Regions from separate parts of the Homo sapiens genome. Here region 2 is linked to region 1. Evidence: chromatin loops called from intact Hi-C (ENCODE). Cell type or tissue: Panc1. All regions are shown on one strand. Links, peaks and the distances in the headings refer to the core of each region. The heading gives the core; the rest is flanking DNA. Region 1 holds the start of ITGAM (integrin subunit alpha M). Region 2 overlaps ITGAM (integrin subunit alpha M).

Region 1 (9,877 bases), core at 812-8,811:
GGGGACTAGATTGCCTTTGTAGGACTAACGTTAGCCACAAGATGAGAAATTATGATTTAGGAGTCATGCAGCTGGAGGCTACAAGATTCTGACCCTCCCTAAACTGCTCCTAAAATCAGTGCTTGAGATATTTTGCAGACCTTGCACTTGATGGATCAGCTGGCACTGCCCAGATCAATAAACTGGTTCATCCGATCTTGCTGCCCCCACCCAGGAACCAACTGAACGCAAGAAGACAGCTCCGACTCCCGATGATTTCATCCCTGATCAATCAGCACTCCCAGCTCACTGGCTTCCCCCGCGACCTACCAAGTTATCCTCAAAAACTCTGCCCCCAAATGCTCGAGGAGACTGATTCGAGTGATAATAAAACTCTGGTCCCCTGCATAGCTGGCTCTGTGTGAATTATTCTTTCTCTATCGCAATTCTGCTGTCTTGATGAATCGGCTCTGTCTAGGCAGCAAGCAAGGTGAACCCCTTGGGCAGTTACATTACTGGAATGTGCTTTTGGTCCCAGTTGAGACTCCTACTGATATATGGGACAAGGGCCTCAAAAGGATTCTGGCAGAATCCAGGAATGCCGTTTGATGGAAACAGCACTACAGGGACAAACGTATGTGACGGCGATGGAGACACAGCGGTGGCATCAAGCAAAGAGCAGCGGGCAAGGGCCTTTCTACTCCAATAAGGAGCTCGACTTTATCTGTAGGCAATGGGGAGCCACAGAAGGTTCTTAGAAAAGGAAGTGAGATGATTTGTTTTGTATTTTAGAAAGACTGGCAGGGCACAGTGGCTCATGCCTGTAACCCCAGCACTTTGGGAGGCCTCCTGAATAGCTAAGACCACAGGCACACGCCACCATGCCTGGCTAATTGCATTTTTTGTAGAGATGGGGTCTCATTATGTTGTCTAGGCTGGTCCCAAACTCCTGGCCTCAAACAATCCTCCTGCCTTGACCTCCCAAAGTGCTGGAATTACAGGTGTGAGCTACCGCACCCTTTCGAATTTTGAACCAAGTGTATGTATTATATATTTTTTAATAAATGAAAACTTTTTTAAAGAAGTAGTCTTGAACCCTGAGAGTGAGGTCTAAAGAGGGAGAGGTAGAAGTGTTAGCTGAAGCCACAGAACTGGGTGATTTCAGGAAAGAAGAACACGTGGGTGAAAAGAGAACCCAGAACCCAGTGCCCCTAGGTGGAGAGGGAAGCTGGAGGCCAGCCGGGGGTGAAGAGAATGCACTCAGGAAGCTTGGGTGGTGAGGGTGAGGAGAGATGGCAGGAGATGAGGAGGAGACTGGAAGAGAGAAGATTGTTTTCATGGCTATCGATTGTGGTGGTTGATTGCTTTTCAGATACAGATAGAATGAAGAGTGTTTACAGCCAGAGGAAGGGGGAAGTTAATTGTCCTAGAGAGAAAACAAGTGATTCAAGAGATGCTGGGCCAGGCGCAGTGGCTCACACCTGTGATCCCAGCACTGTGGGAGGCTGAGGTGGGAAGATCTCTTGAGCCCAGGAATTCGAGACCAGCCTGGGCAACAAGGTGAAACCCCATCTCTACAAAAAATACAAAAATCAGTATATGCGCACCTGTGATCCCAGCTACTCTGGAGGCGGAGGCACAAGAATTTCTTGAGCACAGGAGGCAGAGGCTGCAGTGAGCCGAGATTGTGCCACTGCACTCCAGCTTAGGTGACAGAGCAAGACCCTGTCTCCAAAAAAAAAAGAAAAAAGAAAGATAGGTGATCACCTTAGTTGGTGCATGAGAGACTCTCAAAAGCCCATATGGAAGAATTTAGTCATGGGACAGAGGAGAGACAGGTCTTCCTCTAAAACGAGTGAGTCACTGCCAGGAGTGCTGTCATTATGGAAATTTGAGAAAAAGGAGAAAGTGCGGTGTTACAGCTCCTTTAGAATTTGTCAACAAATTCCAGTGAAGACTGGAAAACCGCTTATTAAGATAAAATAAGAGAAGGGGAAAGTGGAGGGAGTCCATGCCTGAAGCTTTTGTTTTCTCTGTGGAGGAAGGAGGATTAACTGTGGAGGGTGAAATATAGAGGAACAGGGCTTGAGAAAGAAAAAAAATGCAAGGGAGAAACATTCGCCTGTGGTCCCAGAATCAACATGAAGACAAGCAAAAAGATGGCATAGCCATCGAACAAAGCAGTGGGAAAAAGCAGCTTGAAAGATCCACGCACTCTGGCCAGGCATGGTGGCTCATGCCCCCCACTCATTCCCTGGCTCATTCCCAGCACTTTGGGAAGCCAAGGTGGGCAGATCACCAGAGCTCAGGAGTTCGAGACCAGCCTGGCCAACATGGTGAAACCCCGTCTCTGCTAAAAATACAAAAATTAGCCGGGTGTGGTGGCGGGCACCTGTAATCCCAGCTACTTGGGAAGATGGGGCAGGAGAATCGCTTGAACCTGGGAGGCAGAGGTTGCAGTAAGCCAAGATCGTGCCACTGCACTCCAGCCTGGGTGACAGAGCGAGACTCTGCCTCAAAAAAAAAAAAAAAAAAAAAAATCCATACAGTCACTCAGAATCTCAATCAACAGAGGTTTGGGGAACAGGGGTGTGGAAGGCCGCCCCCCAGGATGGTCCCCAAGATTCCCACCTCTTGCCAATGACACCTTGCACCATCCCCTCCTCTGCAGTGTGACCTGGACTTATTTTTTAAAGACAGGGTCTTGCTCTGTCACCCAGGTTGGAGTACAGTGGTGCAATCATAACTTGCTGCAGCTTCAACTTCCCAGGCTCAAGTGATCCTCCTGAGTAGCTGGGACTGCAGGTGTGTGCCACCACGCCTGGCTAATTTTTTTTTTTTTTTGTAGAGACGGGGATCTCCCTATGTTGCCCAGGCTTGCCTTGAACTTGTGGCCTCAAGCAATCTTCCCACCTTGGCCTCCAAATAGCTAAGACTACAGGTGCTCATCACCACACTCAGCTAATTTTTTTTTTTTTTTTTTTTAGAGACAGGATCTCACTACATTGCCCAGGCTGATCTCAAGCTCCTGGGCTCCCAAAGCTTTGGGATTGCAGGTATGAGCCACTGTGCCTAGCCAAGGCGTTTTCCTAAAGTACAAGACCCTAGCACCTCCCTAGCTTCTGACTCTAATGGGACCCAGTTCCCCCACTCTTCTGCACCCAGAGCCCAGACCTTGAGCAGACGTCACCTCAGTCCTGCCCCCTCCCCTGGTCTTTTGCTGCGCATCTGTTCCCTCTGCCAAAGGCAACCCACCTCGGAGGGCCTCTGGGAACTTCTGGGGCTGCTGCCGTAGGTTGGATCCAAACAGGAAGCAGAGCCCTTTCACATACGTGTTCTCACTGCAAGTCTGGTGCACGGTGGGACCACAGGCCTAGGGGACAGGAGCCAGTGGAAGGGGCTGCCCCTGCTTCCTGTCCTTGTACCCCAGCACCTCCACCCTCCACAAGACCCCCAGCCCCACCATGCGTGGGCCCCCAAACACCCCCATTAGGATGCTCCTCTGATCGAGCCCCACTCACCAGCAGCTGAGGGGGGCTGGTGGTGGCTGCCAGGGACAGGCCCAGGGACATGTTCACGGCCTCCACGGGGACTGCGGGGACAGATATGGGCATGGTCACCCTGGTGGGGGGACAGAGAAGGCTGTGGAAGAGCTGGGCAGGGGTCACCTCCATGCGGGAGACAAGGAGGTCTGACGGTGAAGGGGGATCCTAAATCTTGGGAAAGAAAGGAACACAGAGGGGTTGCCTGGGGATGTCTAGGGTAGAGACTGCAGGCAGAGGAGAGGGTACGGAGGCAGGCACCTGTGTCCCCACCACAGATCCCCAGGACACAGGAGTGCCTGGAAAGTCCCTATGTGTTCACAGGGGAATCCCAGTCCCAGCCCGGCGGGGCAGTGACTCACCCTGCAGGCGGATGGGCTCGCATGAGCCTGTGCTGTAGTCGCACTGGTAGAGGCTGCCCCTTTGGTTGGCAGCCACTATCTCCTGGGGGGCTCCAACCACCACCCTGTGGGGAGAAGTGGGAACAGAGAAAACTTCGACATGTGGGGAGAGAAGGAGACCACAGAGGAAGTTCTGCCACCCAGAGGACGGTGGGGGCCCATACCCGGATTCCTAAATTCCTATGACTAGGAGGAAGAATTAGCAAAGAAAAAAATGGGAAAATGTTAAGACTCAGAATGAGAAAAGGTCTTCCTAAGAATGACACAAAAACCAGAAGTCATTTAAAAATAGGACCAGGCGCGGTGGCTCATGCTTGTAATCCTAGCACTTTGGGAGGCCAAGGGGGTGGATTGCCTGAGCTCAGGAGTTCAAGATCAGCCTGGGCAACATGGTGAAACCCCGCCTCTACTAAAAATACAAAAAATTAGCCACACGTGGTGGTGCGTACCTGTAATCCCAGCTAAATGGGAGGCTGAGGCAAGAGAATTGCTTGAACCCAGGAGGCAGAGGTTGCAGTGAGCCGAGATAGCACCACTGCACTCCAGCCTGAGAGACAGGGCAAGACTCTGTCCCAAAAAATAAATGAATAAATTTTAAAAATAAAAATAGGTCAATTCAAGCTGGGCACCATGGCTCATGCCTTTAATCCCAGCACCTTGGGAGGTTGAGGCAGGAGCATCATTTGAGGCCAGGAGTTTGAAACTAGCCCGGGTAACATAGCCAGACCCCATCTCTACAAAAAATGTTTTTAAAAATTAGCCAGGTATGGTGGTACACACCTGTAGTCCCAGGCCAACCATTTTTTTTTTTTCTTTGAGACAGGGTCTCACCCTGTTGCCCAAGATGGAGTCCAGTGGCATAATCATAGCTCACTGCAACCTCTGCCTCCTGGGCTCAAACAATCCTTCCACCTCAGTCTCCCAAAGTGTTAGAATTACAGGCATGAGCCACTGGACCCGGCCCACACAGTCATTTTATTTATTTTTATTTTTATTTATTTTCTTTCTTTGAAACAGATTCTCACTCCATCACCCAGGCTGGAGTATAGTGGTGCAATCTCGGCTCACTGCTGCAACCTCTGCCTCCCAGGTTCAAGCATTCCTCCTGTCTCAACCTCCTGAGTAGCTGGGATTACAGGTGTGTGCCACCATGCTTGGCTAATTTGTGTATTTTTAGTAGAGATGAGGTTTCCTTATGTTGGCCAGGGTAGTCTCGAACTCCTGGCTTCCAGCGACCAGCCCAGCTCGGCCTCCCAAAATGCTGGGATTACAGGCGTGAGCCCCTGCACCCAGCCTCCACACAGTCATTTTCAATAAATTTCTGGGCCAGGCGCAGTGGCTCACACCTGTAATCCCTGCACTTTGGGAGGCCGAGGCAAGTGGATCACGAGGTCAGGAAATCGAGAACATCCTGGCTAACATGGTGAAACCCCATCTCTACTAAAAATACAAAAAAATTAGCCAGGCGTGGTGGCACGCACCTGTAGTCCCAGCTACTCGGGAGGCTGAGGCAGGAGAATCGCTTGAACCCAGGAGGCAGAGGTTGCAGTGAGCCGAGATCACTCCACTGCACTCCAGCCTGGACGACAAAGCGAGACTCCATCTCAATAAATAAATAAATAAATAAATAAATAAATAAATAAATAAATAAATAAATTTTTGTATGTGATAAACTACCATAAGCATACTCAAAAGAAAAATAATACACAAGGGAGAGAGCTTCACAACTCATACCCCAGACTACTTTCCTCAGTGTACTCAAAGCTTGTACAAACTAGTAAAAAAAAAAAAAAAGAAAGAAAAATGGCCAACAGATAAGAAAAACATGTTCACAGAAAATGCCTCTCTCATAAAAAAAAAAGAAGCAATTTAAAGCTAAATTAAGATACCACTTCTCACCTACTCGATCTGCAGAGATCAGTAAGTTTGATAGCACACTGAGTTGGCAAATGAGTGAGGGAGTATGAGGAAGTAGGTATTTTCATGAATTTCTGGTGTGAGTGTAAATTGCTGCCACCACTGTAGAGGGGGATCTGGAAAAATCTATTAAAATTGCACGTGCTCATGCACCCGTGGATACCACAATCCCAGTCCTAGCCTTTACTTCCAAATAGGCTTGCACATGTGCAAAATGACAGCATTGTTCATAGAGCAAAAGTTTGGGAACAATCTAAATGTTCATTAACAAGAGATCTAATGTAATGTAAAAGGAGATTACAAGCCAGGCACGGTGGCTCAAGCCTGTAATCCCAGCACTTTGGGAGGCCGAGGCAGGTGGATCACCTGAGCTCAGGAGTTCAAGACCAACCTGGCCAACATGGTGAAACCCTGTCTCTACAAAAATACAAAAATTAGCCAGGCGTGGTGGCAGGCACCTGCAATCCAAGCTACTCAGGAGGCTGAGGCAGGAGAATCGATTGAACCCAGGAGGCAGAAGTCGCAGTGAGCCAAGATCATGCCACTGCACTCCAGCCTGGGCGACAGAGGGAGTCTCTAAAAAAATAAAATAAAATAAATTATAGCATCTCCCAATTATGGCATGCAATGCAAGCATAACATGGGATTAATGGACTCAAATCACTGGGCTGTATTATGGGAGATAAAGCAAAGAGCAGAGACCAGCCCCCTTCTTCTGGAAAGGTACTATCACCTCCACAATTACTGTTTCTGTAAAGGTAAATGTTTTAGGCTTCAGGGTCCATACAATCTCTATCACAGCTCCTGAATTCTGCCATTACAGCTCAAAAGTGGCCATAGCCAGGCACAGTGGTTTACACCTATCATCCCAGCAAGTTGGGAGGCCCAAGCAAGAGGATGACTTGAGGCCAGGAGTTTGAGACCAGATTGGGCAACAGAGTGAGACCTCGTCTATACAAAAAAAATCAAAAAATTAGCCAGGTGTGGTGGCACATGCCTGTAGTCCCAGCTACTCAGGAGGCTAAGGTGGGAGGATTGCTTGAGCCCAGGAGTTTGAGTCTACAGTGAGCTATGATTTCACCTGTGCACTCCAGGCTGAATGACAGAACAAGACCATGTCAGAAAGGAAAGAAAGAAATGAAGGAAGGAAGGAAGGAAGGAAGGAAGGAAGGAAGGAAGGAAGGAAGGAAGGAAGGAAGGAAGGATGGAAGGGAGGGAAGGGAGGGAAGGAGGGAAAGAGGGAAGCAGGGAATGAGAGAGGGAGGAAGGAAGGAAGGAAAGAAGGAAGGAAGGAAGGAAGGGAGGAAGGGAGGGAAGGGCAATAAACAGTAAGAGACAAGTGGACGGAGTTGTTTTCAATAAAATTCATTCACAAAAATAGGCGGCAGCCTGCAGGCAGGCCTTAATTTCAGTACAATGTATACTACACATGGTGTGTTGGCTGAGGGAGGGAACGTGTATGTGTTATGCACACACAGAGTCTCCCCGAAGGAACACCCAGGAAACCATTTGTGAGGTCCCTCCTGGGAAGGGAACTAGGGGAAGGGAGTAAGGAAGAGATTTTTACTCTTACACCCTTTTGCATCTTTTGAATTTAGAATACTGTAAATTCAAAAGATGAATTTGTTGTATATTTTGAATTGATTTATCTGTTGAAAAAGATCACTCAAATCGCTGATTTTTTTCAGGTATGTAAGTCTTGGAGAGAAAGCACTGAGAAAGGGGGCTCCATCTAAGGGTCTCACCTGGATCCCTGAAGCTGGACCACGCTCTGCCCGAAGCCCCTTGCGTTCTCTTGGAAGGTCATTGCGTTTTCAGTGTCCAAGTTGAACCCATGACATAAGGTCAAGGCTAAAGGGAGAATGGGGGAAGGATCAAGCAGAGGAAAGTAGCATGCCAGTTAGGGGCTGTAGTCCTAGCACTTTGGAGGGCTGAGGCAGGAGGATCACTTGAGCCCTGATTGTGCCACTGCACTCCAGCCTGAGCAACAGAGAGAGATCCTATCTCAAAATTAAATACAAAAAAAAAACAAAAACTAATAATAATTTAAAAGAAAGCAATGGCTGGGTGTGGTGGCTCAGGCCTGTTATCCCAATAATTTAAGAGGCTGACGTGGGAGGATCACCTGGGCTCAGGAGTTTAAGACCAGCCTAGGCAACACAGTGAGACCCCATCTCTACAAAAAATAAAAAATTAGCCGGGTGTAGTGGTACTCAGGAGGCTGAGGTGGGAGGATTGCTTGAACCCAGGAGGTCAAGGCTGCAGTGAACCATGATCATGCCACTGCACTACAGCCTGGGCAACAGAGAAAGACCCTGTATCAAAAAAAAAAAAAAAAAAAAAAGATAGCAGCATGTCTTCCTGCTCCATTCCCTTTCCCATCCATTCGGTCACCCTAACTAACCCAGCATCCAGATGTCTGCCTCCCAGGTCCAGCTCTGTTAGCCTGGGGCGGGGATTAGCACACTTATTCTGTAAACAGCCAGATAGTAAATTTTAGGTTTTGCAGACCAAGAGGCTGATAGAATATGTTGTACAAGTACTTATATAACAAGACAGAAAATACTTTTCCACAAATTTGTCATTAGGGAAATTTCAAACATAATGATTGAGTACAATTTGTTTGTAATACGGGTTTACAAATGAGACAAATAGAATTCTTTGGGGGTGGTGCTCCCTATCATCAAATCGATTATCAGTGTTCATCTTCAATCTCTAGCTGGCAGGTTGTGCAAAAACAGGTCGTGGGCCATATCGGGCCCCCAGGCCACTGTTTGCTGACTCCTGACCTAAGAACCACCGTCGTGGGGCACGTCCAGTCCTGCTCTGAATTCCAGCCTCCCTTCTGAGCACCTAAATGGCTTCTTCCCCCGGTGTCACAACGATGATTTGCCCAACAGTGAAGTTTCTATACATTCTTAATTAGATAATTTCCTTCCTATGCAGCTCTCAAGTATTTCCTTCCCTTTTGAGGAGAATTTCATTTTCCACAACATATAAGCATAAAAGGTAACAAACTCAAATCATTTTCATTCATCAGTCATTCAACAAACATTTGCACCCGGGACCTTGGAAAATAGAACCGGAGGCAAAGTGGAGATGGTGAGAGGGGATCCAGGAGGAAGCACTCAGGAAAGGGGTCTCACACCTGCTGCGCACCCTGAGCCATGTCACTTCTCCTCCCTGGGCCTCCGTCTCCTCATGTGTGAAGCAAGGGGACCGGCAAGCAGCCTTGCACAGTCCATGAATGTGGTCATTCATCCAGGCTTCCCTGGCCAGCCTGTCTGGGTCTAGCTGTTCTCCCTGCTTCTTCTTGAACCCTTTCTCCTTCCCCAAATCCCCTTTGCCTCTCCCCAGACTGACTCCTACATATTCTGGGCCCTCTATTTATGACAGACCCAAAAGTTACCCTCCTCCCCACCCAGAGTCCCCCACCCCACCCCCATGCACCTGTTAACAGAAGGACTCTGAGAGCCATGGCTGGAAGGAGCCAGAACCTGGAAGGAGGTGAACCAGGGGTTGCAGGCACCACTGAGGAACCACAAGGAAGCCACCAAAGCAAAGAAGGGCAGAAAAGGAGAAGTAGGAGGCAGAAGTCTATCAGAGATTCAAAGGAAGAGGGCGGAGGCTCAGTGAGCACATAGCCCTGCCTGGTCTTCCGCCCAGGACTGCCCACAGCCTGCCCACCCTTCCTCCCCAGCTTCCTGACCCAAACTTTCAAAGTCAATACCACTATCCAAAAGGTGCCATTTGTCACCCACTTGTTTCTTGGGTTGGCCCAAGCATATGAACAAGCTGAACAGACTTAGCCTGCCTCCTGGAATTCGTGTTCTAAACATTAATACGGGCCAGGCGCAGTGGCTCACGCCTGTAATGCCAGCACTTTGGGAGGCCAAGGCAGGAGGATTGCTTGAGCCTGGGAGTTTGAAACCAGCCTGGGCAACATAGAGAGACCCTGTCTCTACAAAAAAATATTTTTAATTAGCTGGGCATGGTGGTGCGCGCCTGTAGCCCCTGCTACTGGACAGGCTGAGGTGT
Region 2 (9,877 bases), core at 643-8,642, 50 kb before region 1:
AATCCTTCTCTATCAATAATTACTTTAAATGTAAACAGAAGCAAACTCTCAAAACAGAGTGGCAGAATTAATAAAAATACAAAATCCAATTATATGCTATCTACAAGATACCCACTTTGTATTTACTGACACATAGGCTAAAAGTAAAGGAGTAGAAAATGCTATTCCATTAAAATGGTAACCAAAAGAGAGCAGGATGACATGCTAATATCAGACAAAATAGACTTTAAGTCAAAAAACAAATAATGATATTATATAATGATGAAATGGCCATTTCACCAGGAGTTACAACAATTAATTATATACACACCCATCAGACATCTGAATATATAAAGCTAATAATGACAGAACTGAAGGGAGAAATAGACAGCAATTCAATAGTAAGAAACTTCAAAATCCTACTTTCAATAGCAAATAGAACAACTAGACAAAAAAAAAACCCAAGGGAGAATGGACCAAATGGACTTAACAGACATATACAAAATACACAAGCCAACTACTGCAGAATATACATTCTTCTCAAGTGCACATGGACCATTCCCCAGGACAGACCACATGTTAGGTCACAAAACAAGTCTTAACAAATTTGAAATGATTTAAATTATATCAAGAATCTTTTCCAACCACAATGGAATGAAACTAAAAACAATACCAGAAGAAAAACTGGAAAAAAACATACATATGTAAAAATTAAACAATACACCATTGAACAACTAATGGATAAAAAAATAAATTAGAAAATAACATGAGATAAATGAAAACAAAAACACAATATACCAAACTTAATGGGAGGCAGCAAAAGCAGTACTAAAGGAAAGTTCGGGATAAACACCTAATTTTAAAACAAAAAGACAAATTTCAATTACAAAACCTAACTTTACACCTCAAGAAATGAGAAATAAAAGAACAAACTAAACCTAAAGTTAGTAGAAGGAAGAAAATAATAAAGATTACAGAAAAATAAATCAAATAGAGAATAGAAAAAAATCAATGAAATTAAGTTGATTTTTCAAAAAGATAGAATTGACAAGCTTTGGCCAGGTGCAGTGGCTCACGCCTGCAATCCCAGCACTTTGGGATGTCGAGGCAAGTGGATCACCTGAGATGAGGAGTTCAAAACCAGCCTGGCCATCATGGTGAAACCCTGTCTCTACTAAAAATACGAAAATCAGCCAGGTGTGGTGGCACGTGCTTGTAATGCCAGCTACTCAGGAGCCTGAGGCAGGAGAATCACTTGAACCTGGGAGGTGGAGAATGCAGTGAGCTGTGATCATGCCACTGCACTCCAGCCTGGGCAACAGAGTGAGACTCCATCTCAAAAAAAAAAAAAAAAAGAACTGACAAGCTTTTAGGTAGACCAAGGAAAAAGGGAGAAAAAACAGAAACAACAGATAAGTAAAATTATAAATGAAAGAACATACAACTGATGCCATAGCAATAAAAAGGATCATTAAGAGACTACTATGAACAATTATATGTTAACAAACTTGATAACCTTGAAGGAATGGATAAATTCCTAGAAATATACAACCTACCAAGCCTGAATCATAAGGCAATAGAAAGTTTAAACAGATCTATAATGAGTAAGGAAATTGAATCAGTAATCAAAGACCTCCTAACAAAGAAAAGCCCAGGACCTGGTGGCTTCTCAGGCAAATTCTACCAACCAAACATTTAAATAAGAATTAATATGAATTCTTCTCAAACTCATCCAAAAAACTGAAGAGGAGGGAATACTTCCAAACTTATTGTATGAGGCAAGCACTATCCTGACACTAAATCCCAACAAACACACCATGAGAAAAGATCACTACATGCCAATTTCCCTATTGAACATAGATCCAAAATCCTAAATAAAATACTAGCAAACTGAATTCAATAGCACAAAAGGGTCATACGCCATGACCATGTGGGCTTTATTCCTGGCATGCAAGGATGGCTCAACATATGCAAATCAATAAATGTGATGCACCACATTAACAGAATAAGGAATAAAAATAACATGATCTTATCAATAAGAAAAGAAAGCATTTAATAAAACTAAACATCTGTCTTAGCTTATTTGGTATAACAAATAACATAGACTGGATGGGTTATAAGCAATAGAAATTTATTTCTCATAGTTCTGAAGACTTGTGACATCCAAAATCAAGGTGCAAGCAGATTCAATATCTGGTGAGAGCCTATTTTCTGGTTCATAGGCAACCATCATTTTGCTTTTGTCTAAGGGCACTAATCCTATTAATGATGGCCACACTCTCATGACCTAAACACCTTCCAAAGGTCCCATCTACAAATACCATCACACAAGGAATTAGGCTTCAACATATGAATCTGGGGAGGACACAAACATTCAGGCCACAGGAATAGCCACTCATGATTAAAAACCCTCAACAAACTAGAAATACAGGGAAATTACATCAACATGATAAAGAACATTAAAAAAAGTGTCTAGTTAACATCATACCCAGTGGTGAAAATTTGATTTTACCACTAAAATTAGGAACAAGGCAAGGATGCCCACACTCACCACTTCTATTTCAACACAGTACTGAAAGTCCTAGCCAGAGCAATTGGGCAAGAAAAAGATAAGAAATGCATTCAAGTTAGAAATAAAGAAAAAAAAATTGTCCCTGTTTGCAATTGACATGATCTTATATATAAGAAACTTGTTATAAATACTCTACGAAAAAGTTATCAAATTTAATAAACAAATTTAGTAAAGTCATGGAATACAAAATGAACATACAAAAATTATTTGTTTCTATACACTAACAACAAACTATCTGAAAAAGAAATTAATCCTATTTACAATGGCATCAAAAAATAAAATGCTTACAAGTTAATTTAACCAAGAAGGTGAAAAATATGCACACTAAAACTATAAAACATTGACGAAAGAAAGTTAAGACAAAAATCAATGGAAAGATATCCCATATTATGGATTGAAAGAATATTTTTAAAGGTCCATACTATTCAAAGTGATCGATAGAGTCAATGTAATTCCTACCAAAATCCCAATGGCATTTCTTACAGAAATAGAAAAAACAATACTAAAATTAATATGAAGTCACAAAAGACCTCAAATATCCAAGACAATCTTGAGCATAAACAACAAAGGTAGAGGTATCACACTACCTGACATCAAAATACACCACAAAGGTATACTCAGCAAAACAGCATGACACTGACATAAAAACAGAGACATTGACCAATGGAACAGAATACAGAGCTCAGAAATGAACCCATGCATTTACAATCAACTAATTTTCTTTTCTTTTTTTTTTTTTTCCAGACGGAGTCTTGCTCTGTTACCCAGGCTGGAGTGCAGTGGCATGATGTAGGCTCACTGCAACCTCTTCCTCCCAGGTTCCCCCATTCTCCTGCCTCAGCCTCCCGAGTAGCTGGAACTACAGGTGCCCACCACCATGCCTGGCTAATTTTTTTTTTTTTTTTTTTTTTTTTTTTTTTTTTTTTTGAGACGGAGTCTCGCTCTGTCGCCCAGGCCGGACTGCGGACTGCAGTGGCGCAATCTCGACTCACTGCAAGCTCTGCTTCCCGGGTTCACGCCATTCTCCTGCCTCAGCCTCCCGAGTAGCTGGGACTACAGGCGCCCGCCACCGCGCCCGGCTAATTTTTTGTATTTTTAGTAGAGACGGGGTTTCACCTTGTTAGCCATGACGGTCTCGATTTCCTGACCTCATGATCCACCCGCCTCAGCCTTCCAAAGTGCTGAGATTACAGGCATGAGCCACCGCGCCCGGCCAACAATCAACTAATTTTCAACAAAGGTGCCAAGGGCATACAATGGGGAAAGGACAGTCTTTTTAACAAATGGTGTTAAGAACACTGGATATCCACAGGCAAAAGAATGAAACTGAGCCTTTATCTCAAACCAAATACAAAAATCAAAAGTGCTGGGCCGGGTGCAGTGGCTCACGCCTGTAATCCCAGCACTTTAGGAGACTGAGGCGGGTGGATTACCTTAGATCAGGAGTTCAAGACCAGCCTGGCCAACATGGTGAAACCCCGTCTCTATTAAATATACAAAAAAGTAGCCAGGCATGGTGGCGGAGGCCTGTAATCCCAGCTACTTGGGAGGCTGAGGCAGGAGAATCGCTGGGACCCGGGAGGTGGAGGTTGCAGTGAGCTGAGATCGTGCCACTGCACTCCAGCCTGGGCAATAGAGAGAGACTCCATCTAAAATAAAATTAAATTAAAAAATAAAAAAATTAAAAAGTGAGTTAAAGGCTTAAATGTAAGATCTAACACTATAAACTATTAGAAGGAAACGTAGAGGGAAAGCTTCATGACATTGGTCTGGGCAATGATTTTTTTATATGATCCTGAAAGCACAAGCAACAAAAACAAAAACAGACAAATGGAATTGCATCAAACTAAAAAGCTTCTGCACAATAAAGGAATAATTAACAGAGTGAAGAGACAACCTACAGACTGGGGGAAAATATTTGCAAACCACACAACTGATAAATGGTTAATATCCATAACACATAAAGAACTCAATAGTAAGAAAATAAATAACCCAATTTAAAAATGGGCAAAGAGGGCCGGGTTCGGTGACTCACACCTGTAATCCCAGCACTTTGGGAGGCTGAGGCAGGTGAATCACTTGAGATCAGGAGTTTGAGACCAGCCTGGCCAACATGGTGAAATGCCATCTCTACTAAAAATACAAAAATTAGCTGGGTGTGGTGGTGGGCACCTGTAATCCCAGCTACTCAGGAGGCTGAGGCAGGAGAATCACCTGAACCTGGAGGCAGAGGTTGCAGTTCACGCTACTGTACTCCAGCCTGGGTGACAGACTGAGACTCCATCTCAAAAAAAAAAAAAAAAAAACCCTGCCTCCTACTACCACAGGAGGAACAGCCTAACCGTTTGCTGTAAAAGTTGGCTGTAGCTGATCTTGTGAAAACTACTTTAAATTTCATATGCAGCCAAAAAAGAGCCCATATAGCCAAGACAATCCTAAGCAAAACAACAAAGCTGGAAGCATCACACTACCTGACTTCAAACTATACTACAAGGCTACAGTAACCAAAACAGCATGGTACTGATACCAAAACAGATATATAGACAAATGAAACAGAACAGAGGCCTCAGAAATATCACCACACATCTACAACCATCTGATCTTCAACAAACCTGACAAAAGCAGGAAATGGGGAAAGGATTCCCTATTTAATAAATGCTTCTGGGAAAACTGGCTAGCCATATGCAAAAAACTGAAACTAGATCCCTTCCTTACACCTTATATAAAAATTAACTTAAGATGGATTAAAGACTTAAATGTAAAATTTACAACCATAAAAACCCTAGAATAAAACCTAGGCAGTACCATTCAGGGCATAGGCATGGGCAAAATCTTCCTTACTAAAACACCAAAAGCAATTGCAACAAAAGCCAAAATTGACAAATGAGATCTAATTAAACTAAAGAGCTTCTGCACAGCAAAAGAAACTATCATCAGAGTGAACAGGCAGCCTACAGAATGAGAGAATATTTTTGCAATCTATCCATCTGACAAAGGTCTAATATCCAGAATCTACAAGGAACATAAACAAATTTACAAGAAAAAAACAAACAACCCCATCAAAAAATGGGCAAAGGATATGAACAGATACTTCTCAAAAGAAGACATTTATGTGGCCAACAAACATATGAAAAAAAAAAGCTCATCACTGGTCATTAGAGAAATGCAAATCAAAACCACAATGAGATACCATCTCATGCCAGTTAAAATGATGATCATTAAAAAGTCAGGAAACAACAGATGCTGGAGAGGATGTGGAGAAATAAGAATGCTTTTACACTGTTAGTGGGAGTGTAAATCAGTTCAACCATTGTAGAAGACAGTGTGGCGATTCCTCAAGGATCTAAAACCAGAAATACCATTTGACCCAGCAATCCCATTACTGGGTATATACCCAAAGGATTATAAATCATTCTACTATAAAGACACATGCACATGTATTTTTACTGAAGCACTATTTACAATAGCAAAGACTTGGAACCAACCTAAATGCCCATCAATGATAAACTGTATAAAGAAAATGTGGTACATATACACCATGGAATACTATGCAGCCATAAAAGAGAATGAGTTCATGTCCTTTGCAGGGACATAGATGAAACTGGAAACCATCATTCTCAGCAAACTAACACAGGAACAGGAAAGCAAACACCACATACTCTCACTCATAAGTGGGAGTTGAACAATGAGAATACATGGACACAGGGAGGGGAACATCACTGGAGCCTGTTGAGGGGTGGGGATCAAGGGGGAGGGAGAGCATTAGGACAAATACCTAATGCATGTGAGGCTTAAAACCTAGACAACGGGTTGATGGGTGCAGCAAACCACCATGGCACTTGTATACCTAGGTAACAAACCTACATGTTCTGCACATGTATCACAGAACTTAACGTATAATTTTTTTTTTTGAGACGGAGTCTCGCTCTGTTGCCAGGCTGGCGTGCAGTGGTGCAGTCTTGGCTCACTGCAACCTCCGCCTCCTGGGTTCAAGCAATTCTCCTGCCTCAGCCTCCCAAGTAGCTGGGATTACAGGCACACGCCACCAAGCCCAGCTAATTTTTGTATTTTTAGTAGAGATGGGGTTTCACCATGTTGGCAAGGCTGGTCTTGAACTCCTGACCTCGTGATCCGCCCGCCTCGGCCTCCCAAAGTGCTGGGATTACAGGCATGAGCCACTGTGCCTGGCCCAATGTGTAATTTAAAAAAGAAAAAATAAATAAAAACATGAAGATTTAAAAAAAAAAAAAAAAAGACTGCTCCCTACTACCACAGGAGGACGGACCAGCCTAAGCATTCACTGCAAAAGATGGCTATAATCGATCTTGTGAAAGCATTACTGAGCAGATCAAGATCTCTGGGAATGAACACTAAAGATGTTCTGAATAAATTATAGTCCGGCTGAGTGCAGTGGCTCACACCAGTAGTCCCAGCACTTTGGGAGGCCAAGGTGGGAAGATCACTTGAGCCCAGGAGTTGGAGACCAGCCTGGGAAACATAGACAGACCCTGTCACTGCAAAAGAAATTTAAATATTAGCCAGGTATGGTGGCATACACCTGCAGTCAAAGACACTTAGGAGGCTGAGGCAGGCGGATCACATGAGCCTGGGAGGTCAAGGCTGCAGTGAGCCATGATTGCACCACTTCACTCCAGCCTGCATGACAGACCAAGACCCTGTCTCAAAAATAATAATAATAAATAATAAATACATTTTAATGCAGTGGCATTTTAGTGTCTTTTTTGAAAACAAAAATTACATGTAATGTTACATTCTTGCATGTTCTTTGTTGATAGCATTAATTGATTCATTGGATTTCTTTTCTTTTTCTTTTTTATTATTATAATACTTTAAGTTTTAGGGTACACATGCACAACGTGCAGGTTTGTTACATATGTATACATGTGCCATGTTGGTGTGCTGCACCCATTAACTCGTCATTTAGCATTAGGTATATCTCCTAATGCTATCCCTCCCCCCTCCCCCCACCCCACAACAGTCCCTGGTGTGTGATGTTCCCCTTCCTGTGTCCATGTGTTCTCATTGTTCAATTCCCACCTATGAGTGAGAACATGCAGTGTTTGGTTTTTTGTCCTTGCGATAGTTTGCTGAGAATGATGGTTTCCAGCTTCATCCATGTCCCTACAAAGGACATGAACTCATCCTTTTTTATGGCTGCGTAGTGTTCCATGGTGTATATGTGCCACACTTTCTTAATCCAGTCTATCATTGTTGAACATTTGGGTTGGTTCCAAGTCTTTGCTATTGTGAATAGTGCCGCAATAAACACTTGTATGCATGTGCCTTTATAGCAGCATGATGTATAATCCTTTGGGTATATACCCAGTAATGGGATGGCTGGGTCAGATGGTATTTCCAGTTCTAGATCCCTGAGGAATCACCACACTGACTTCCACAATGGTTGAACTAGTTTACAGTCCCACCAACAGTGTAAAAGTGTTCCTATTTCTCCACATCCTCTCCAACACCTGCTGTTTCCTGACTTTTTAATGATTGCCATTCTAACTGGTGTGAGATGGTATCTCATTGTGGTTTTGATTTGCATTTCTCTGATGGCCAGTAATGATGAGCATTTTTTCATGTGTCTTTTGGCTGCATAAATGTCTTCTTTTGAGAAGTGTCTGTTCATATCCTTCACCCACTTTTTGATGGGGTTGTTTGTTTTTTTCTTGTAAATTTGTTTGAGTTCATTGTAGATTCTGGATATTACCCCTTTGTCAGATGAGTAGGTTGCAAAAATTTTCTCCCATTCAGTAGGTTGCCTGTTCACTCTGATGGTAGTTTCTTTTGCTGTGCAGCAGCTCTTTAGTTTAATTAGATCCCATTTGTCAATTTTGGCTTTTGTTGCCATTGCTTTCGATGTTTTAGACATGAAGTCCTTGCCCATGCCTATGTCCTCAATGGTATTGCCTAGGTTTTCTTCTAGGGTTTTTATGGTTTTAGGACTAACATGTAAGTCTTTAATCCATCTTGAATTAATTTTTGTATACGGTGTAAGGAAGGGATCCAGTTTCAGCTTTCTACATATGGCCAGCCAGTTTTCCCAGCACCATTTATTAAATAGGGAATCCTTTCCCCATTTCTTCTTTTTGTCAGGTTTGTCAAAGATCAGATAGTTGTAGATATGCGGCACTATTTCTGAGTGCTCAGTTCTGTTCCATTGGTCTATATCTCCAGCAGCTGAAGGTCCTGACTGTTAGAAGGAAAACTAACAACAGAAAGGACATCCACACCAAAAACCCATCTGTACGTCACCATCATCAAAGACCAAAGGTAGATAAAACCACAAAGATGGGGAAAAAACAGAGCAGAAAAACCGGAAACTCTAAAAATCAGAGCGCCTCTCCTCCTACAAAGGAACGCAGCTCCTCACCAGCAACGGAACAAAGCTGGACGGAGAATCACTTTGACGAGTTGAGAGAGGAAGGCTTCAGAAGATCAAACTACTCTGAGCTAAAGGAGGAAGTTCAAACCAATGGCAAAGAAGTTAAAAACTTTGAAAAAAAATTAGACGAATGGATAACTAGAATAATCAATGCGGAGAAGTCCTTAAAGGACCTGATGGAGCTGAAAACCACGGCACGAGAACTACGTGACGAATGCACAAGCCTCAGTAACTGACGCGATCAACTGGAAGAAAGGGTATCAGCGATGGAAGACGAAATGAATGAAATGAAGCGTGAAGAGAAGTTTAGAGAAAAAAGAATAAAAAGAAATGAACAAAGCCTCCAAGAAATATGGGACTATGTGAAAAGACCAAATCTACATCTCATTGGTGTACCTGAAAGTGACGGGGAGAATGGAATCAAGTTGGAAAACACTCTGCAGGATATTATCCAGGAGAACTTCCCCAATCTAGCAAGGCAGGCCAACATTCAAATTCAGGAAATACAGAGAACGCCACAAAGATACTCCTCGAGAAGAGCAACTCCAAAACACATAATTGTCAGATTCACCAAAGTTGAAATGAAGGAAAAAATGTTAAGGGCAGCCAGAGAGAAAGGTTGGGTTACCCACAAAGGGAAGCCCATCAGACTGGCAGCTGATCTAGTCTGATGGGCTTCCCTTTGTGGGTAACCCGAACTTTCTCTCTCAGCAGAAACTCTACAAGCCAGAAGAGAGTGGGGGCCAATATTCAACATTCTTAAAGGAAAGAATTTTCAACCCAGAATTTCATATCCAGCCAAACTAAGCTTCATAAGTGAAGAAGAAATAAAATACTTTACAGACAAACAAATGCTGAGAGATTTTGTCACCACCAGGCCTGCCCTAAAAGAGCTCCTGAAGGAAGCACTAAACATGGAA

Evidence for each region. Hi-C counts contacts between places; a loop is a spot of excess contacts. Peaks named below come from ENCODE experiments on the same cell type or tissue, not always from the same donor. Only the 100,000 strongest peaks of a DNase experiment are listed, where the experiment ranks them.
Region 2: it touches region 1 in a loop (2.8-fold over the local background); 3 of 110 quality-filtered maps call a loop at or near these places.

What each region holds. Positions count from the first base shown.
Region 1 is chr16:31,259,505-31,269,381 of GRCh38, reverse strand. It overlaps ITGAM (integrin subunit alpha M), which reads right to left and starts at 9,407. Exons shown (of 30, transcript NM_000632.4): 1 at 9,290-9,407; 2 at 7,585-7,690; 3 at 3,884-3,987; 4 at 3,501-3,571; 5 at 3,235-3,352. The coding sequence starts at 9,317. RefSeq lists enhancers at 3,535-4,014, 3,129-4,328, 9,551-9,650. In Panc1, for the core only: no CTCF peak of the experiment used is centred there; a DNase peak (open chromatin) is centred at 3,850; H3K27ac peaks cover 2,293 bases.
Region 2 is chr16:31,309,802-31,319,678 of GRCh38, reverse strand. All of the region lies in intron 14 of ITGAM (integrin subunit alpha M), which reads right to left. Among named protein-coding and RNA genes, the nearest start is that of ITGAX, 40 kb to the left of the region's middle. In Panc1, for the core only: no CTCF peak of the experiment used is centred there; no DNase peak of the experiment used is centred there.